Linked DNA regions of Homo sapiens: region 1 is linked to region 2. Evidence: chromatin loops called from intact Hi-C (ENCODE). Cell type or tissue: MCF 10A. All regions are shown on one strand. Links, peaks and the distances in the headings refer to the core of each region. The heading gives the core; the rest is flanking DNA.

What was found. A loop is a pair of places that touch in the nucleus more often than their neighbours do. Peaks named below come from ENCODE experiments on the same cell type or tissue, not always from the same donor. Only the 100,000 strongest peaks of a DNase experiment are listed, where the experiment ranks them.
Region 1: it touches region 2 in a loop (4-fold over the local background); 4 of 110 quality-filtered maps call a loop at or near these places.

The regions. Positions count from the first base shown.
Region 1 is chr15:35,629,606-35,632,531 of GRCh38, reverse strand. All of the region lies in intron 1 of DPH6-DT (DPH6 divergent transcript), which reads right to left. Among named protein-coding and RNA genes, the nearest start is that of DPH6-DT, 85 kb to the right of the region's middle. In MCF 10A, for the core only: no CTCF peak of the experiment used is centred there; a DNase peak (open chromatin) is centred at 1,771.
Region 2 is chr15:35,560,831-35,563,756 of GRCh38, reverse strand. All of the region lies in intron 1 of DPH6-DT (DPH6 divergent transcript), which reads right to left. Among named protein-coding and RNA genes, the nearest start is that of DPH6-DT, 16 kb to the right of the region's middle. In MCF 10A, for the core only: no CTCF peak of the experiment used is centred there; no DNase peak of the experiment used is centred there.

The DNA.
Region 1 (2,926 bases), core at 236-2,735, 69 kb before region 2:
AGTCTCCCAGAGGTGCCATGACAAGACTGAGCCTCCATTGCCCACAGAGGAAACCCACACATTAATATATGATTCACTGGCTTTCCCTTCCATCCCTCACTTCCTCACTCCCTCACAATGCTTCCTGAAGTAACCTTCAAAATAAATTCCTTGTGTCTAATTTATCAGAGTATTTGTTTGGAGCAAAATAATTTAACACAGTGTCTGCGTCTCATACACAAATTCTTTGTGATTTCAACTTTCCAGGCTTCCTGCTGATTGGATGTGATTTATTTTTATTCAAAGAATATTTATAGACAGCAGCAATTTTACATTATGCATGCCCCTGCATCTTTGGAATTCTTAGATTACAAAGAGAAATAGGAGCTGAAAATTAAATACACACACACACGTATTAGAATGTGTAAAATAGGAGTAATAAAAAAGTTGTAAACGTGAGAGGCACAAAGAAGGAGCTCAGAGGACCAGGATAGAAGGACTAAAGGAGCTGACAGTGGAGCAGGACCTTAAAGTGTAGCAGGAATGCAACATCCGAAAGTCCAAAAGAAGTTCCAGGCAGAGGAAAGGATGAGTGAAGACACTAAGTCAGGAAAGCACAAGGTGTGTGTAGGAAACAATGAGTAGTTCCGCTCATTCCAAGTACAATATATGTACAAGTAGTGAAAGATTAAAATGGGAAGGTAGGGTATTGTCAGTTCATGGATTCCCAATCTATGCAGGGTATTGGGAAAGCAATAGCTTACCATTAAAAATATTGGAAAAAAATAATAGAAATATCATATCTTTCATGTCTCAGTTTATCAGTTGAGGTATATTTACCTTTACCCCTTTACATCACTGACCCTACTTCTCACTCTATCAAGGCTTCCTGCTTTTTTTCCCTTCATAGCATTATTATAATATGATGTTGTTTTTTATTAATTTCTATCTTATTTCTCTCCCTCAGTGACATGTAAGTTCTCAAATGACCTATTTAATACTATGCATTTAGTGAATTTTATAGCATCTTCCAAATAGTAGGTGCTCAATTTAAATATGTTGAATATATGAATGAATGAGTGGTCATGTTTTCTAATGGTTCTGACACTTTATCTGATATTTCTCTGACAAAAGACTAAGCACACTTTACTTTCTCCTCCTCTCATACAGTGTATTCAAACTCAGATCAAACCTACAATGTCCCAGGCTTCCAGACTCACACAGATTTAACTTTAATTATGGTTATATGTGATTTGAGAATGTGCCAAGAGACTCACCTGACAGCCTCTACTATTCTATTTAATCAAACTTGAACAAAGGACGTGGCTATTTACTCTCTTGGTGCACGTGAAGTTCCAGGCTGGAAGGTTTTTGTTGAGAGCCTGGCTGCCTGATGTGCAGAACTGGTCCTTCCACCAGGTAGGGATTTCCTGCCACTTAATAGGTTAACCTAGATGAGTAAAGGAAGGCAATGTGGCATGCTTTTTTTCTGTTTGTTACAAGTTTTCTATTGTTCTAGCCAGGCGTATGTCTCTATAATCCATACACCCTTGGTTAGAACACAAGTCTTTGTATTTTTGATATTGACTCTTAACATTAGACACTGAGTGTGCTATAGGAACCTGAGTCTCTCATTTCCAAAATAAAGAAAGGATTCATGTCAACCCAGAGGAACAACTTCCCAAGGCTTACTACAAAAGAATGAAACTCGAGCAGACAGACGGCATCTGTGACTACCTGGCCTGAGCATAGGTCATTCCTCCAACAGCACAAGAATGACCTCAACACATTATTGCAACCCTCTTAGGCAAGAGAATGTGTCAAAACTGGCAGCTCCACCAACTCGGCTAGAAAGGCAACACATCAAAAAATAATTGGTGCAGCTAAAGAGGAAGAGGGTGCTTCTCTCTAAGCAGAACCCAGAGTGACATGCACAGGAACTCAAAGAAAATCAGGGTAGTTAATCACTAGCCATCTTTAACAATAGCAGTGATCAAAACAGAGAGAAAAATAGAAAAAGGATATCTCAAGTTAAATGTAAACAACAAAAAAAATGGCTAGATAAAAGGGAAGAGGGATGAGAATAATCTTGATTTCATTCTGAAAATGCAGCCTTTCCAGCTTCCATTGTTCATGGCCTCATGTTTCAACAGTCCTACCAGTGTCTCCTGTTTTCAATTTTCCAGCCCAGACTCCCAAATGCTTCCCTGTTAATCCATCCTCCTTCTTTTTTTACTTCTCTTTTTCTGTATCCTCTTTCCCTTCTTTTCCCTTTCTCCTCCCTGTCACCCCATACTTGTTAAAATCGTTATTTGCATATACTATTCATAATAACTTCATTTTGTAGCAAAGTGACTTACATGGGGGGGGGCACTTTTGATAAATATTCATTTAAGATTACTTTTCTCCCTCTTTTGCCACAGCTCCCCGCCCCACTAACCCATGGAGCCACCATTCTTTTTGTAGTTCACAAAACGAATGAAGTGCAAGGATTTCACTTCAGTAAGAAACAGGAATCAGGACTTTTGTCACTGACTTTCATGAACTGGGCTTCCAACTTTTAAATGTGGTGCATAATTGACACTTTGATACTTTTAGGCTATGGTGTATTCTCACACTCTCGTGGGGAAAAAATACTTGCTGACACAATCAGGAAACAGATGGTGACAAAGATCTTATACTTTGGTGCCAATCAATATGTTTTACTTGCCACTACTAAAATCTCATTTGTAGGACCCAGGAATTTAAAGGAATTTTTCTGTTCTTTTTTTCTATCCTTTAAAGACTATTTTTAAGATTCTTCAGGGCTTAAAAGTTTTATTTCATTTTTCCTTTTCAGTTTTATTAATGCAATTCTAGAAGGGTTTTAGCTTGTATCTGCCAAAAAAAAAAAAATAGTGAATTTAAAGTGTTTTCTTCTTTATTGTCAGTGACAGAATAATTCTCT
Region 2 (2,926 bases), core at 278-2,777:
ATTCATTGTAATGAGAAGTGTGTCATCCCAAAAGTTAAGAACCACTTAAAGTTCAGGTGACTGTTTCTATTTGACCAGTTAGTAGGCAATAGAGATTGTTCCCTGATGGAAATAAAATCTAATGCTATATGTTTTAACTAGTAGATTTAAATGGACAATGAGATATTATTAATGAATGAACTGGCTGTTCCACAGTAAGATGTCTGACTCAGTGAAAAAAGTCATGAGACTTGAAATTTTTGTCAGAAAACCAGATAAATCATTCTGTTCTGGTAAGCAAATGTTGCTAAGACAGCTTAAAGGCCTGTCGCCTCCAGATCCATGAGAATCACAAATTCTGAAGAATTTGCAATATAGTAGGTCTTAAGGAAAACATCTACAAATCTGGTGAATCATATTCTACGCTAAGAAGAGTCTGAGAGTAGATATCAAACTGGGGCCAAGTACTGTGTTTTAGTGGGTGACACTGTGGGTAGTTCCCAGGAGGTCACAGTTCTTTCATAATATCATCTGCAAAAGATTGAGAAGCTCTCCTGATAGAGCTGATATCTCCTTCTCAACTAACACTTGATGGCTTTGTCAACTGTTAATTTATCTAAATTCTGGATTACCATCCTTCTGGATTCATTCAATTCAGTACTGGGGATTATGCCCAGGGAAAAATAACCAAAGGTGGAAGAATCAAAAGAGCTGAAATGTAAAATCTCTGTAATGCTGCTTTGGGTTCCAGCTACCTGCTATAGGACATATCCTGGGTACTGCAACATAGAAGGAAGGACATCTTCCAATCTCTACCCACTCACCTGAAGAATCCATTCTTACTATAAGGGAAATGTCTGGTAAAAAGACTAGAATTCCTACTACTAAAAGGAATGTGTGTTTGGAGCATTGTAACCTGGTTATAAACGAGGATTGAGTTTTATGACATATGGGACTTTTTATAAATTCCTATTTTACCCAGGAGGAAATTACAACTCAAAGATGATAAAGGTCTCAAAGTTCATAGTAGCCTAGTATTCAAACCTGGATTTAGCTGGCTCCAAAGCCAGTACTTTTTCCACAATATCAGGTGTTTCTCTGCCTGACTCATTCACTTCTTGTTTTCTAAAATTTGGCAGGTTTCTATGCCTATATTTAAGATTGCCATCTAAAGAGTAATATTATCAGACCTCAGATAAATAAAGAGTACATGTTTGAGGTGGTAAATGAAGCATAGGCAGAAAATTAAAGAGCCTTCCACTAAAAGCCCATAGCTCTGTCTAAACAGTTGAAATAAAATATTTGTGGAGATGGGGAAAACCAAATCAATTTGTAAAATCCAAGAAAATAGATCAGTATTTTGACTGTGTAAACTAGATAATCACAACTTCCCACACCCATTTCATTCCATAGCATATGCTTAGTATATATATTTAATTAGGTAACTATTAGGTAAATAATTAGTCAAGTAACTAATTAATTTGGTAACTAAAGAAAAGATACAACATTGTATTAGTTTTCTATGGTTGCTGTAACAAATAACCACAAATCTACTGGCATAAAACAACAGAAATTCATTGTCTTATAGTTCTAGAGGGCAGATGTCCAAACTCAAGTCTAACTGGGCAAAATTCAAGGTGTCAGCAGGACTTCCTCTTTGGAGGGTCTAGTGGAGAATGTGTCTGTTTCCTTGCCCTTTCCAGCTTCTAGAGCTGAATTCCTTGTATTCGAGACTTGTGGCCCTTTCCTCCATCTTCCAAGGCAGCAACAAAGCATCATCTTGCTTCAGTCATCACCTTGCCTTCTATTCTGTTCTGCAGTCAAATCTCCCTCTGCTGCTCTCTCATAAGGACACTTGTGATTGCATGTAAGGCCCACCTAGATAATTCAGGATAATCTCTCCATTTCAAGATCCTCAATTTAATCACATCTGCAAAGTTCCTTCTGCCATATAAAGTAATATTCACAGGTTCCAGGGGTTAGGACCTACCTGGATATATTTGAAAGACATTATTCAGCTTGTTCCAGGCATTCATAAAGAGTCTATCTGTATTAGTATATACTGGACAATTGAAGCAGTTATCCAGATATTTTAAGCAAATGTCTGGATATTTTTAAGGGCATGGTAATAATGTTTATTGTTTACTCTGTGACAGGCACAACTCTAACTGTTTCACATACATTGTACAGGTGAATAGCGACAAAACAAATTATGAGATAGGTTCATTGTTATTCCCATTTTATGGATGGGGAAACTGAGGCACACAAAGTGAGATTACTAATTTATCCAAGGTCACAACTACTTCTCTAAATTAGCCAGATTAAACATTTGCATAAATTACCAAACTTATTTCTTCTTCTTGAATAAAAAAAAATTTTTAAATGTCATTTCATATTGTCCATGAGATTATTTCAGTACAGTATGTAGTTTATGGACTTACAGCAGCAACATGTTCTTTGTATCAAAGTTATTTTCAGACAAAATTTACTTTCCTTGCTTTGGTATCCTTACTTGGGATGGTTTCTAAACAATAAACCCACTAGTGTCTCATTCCTCTACCAGTAATGATAGTCCTAATTTTACTTCCTGAGCACCTTTCTTTCCTCCAAAGGCTGCAAAGTTCAGGATAGAGTTACATAGTAATAGAAAGCAATTTCTCTTACAAAAGAGGCATGAGAGAGATAGCAGGCCTTGGCATATGCTCCGTTTCTGCTGTTACCCAATAATTGCTTGCTTTCATTTGGTCTTCTCTGAATGTGCTCCTCATAACTTTTAAAACTTCTTTTCATACTCTTGTTTTCAATGGTCCCATAAAGGCTTACCAATGGAAACCTGTTTCCTTTATCCGTATATGTCATCTATGTCCTCATTTTTCTTTGTCCCAGAGACAGGAGAGTGAACAAAAACAGCTCTGTTGTTTAAGATCTTTTACACACATTCCTTAAT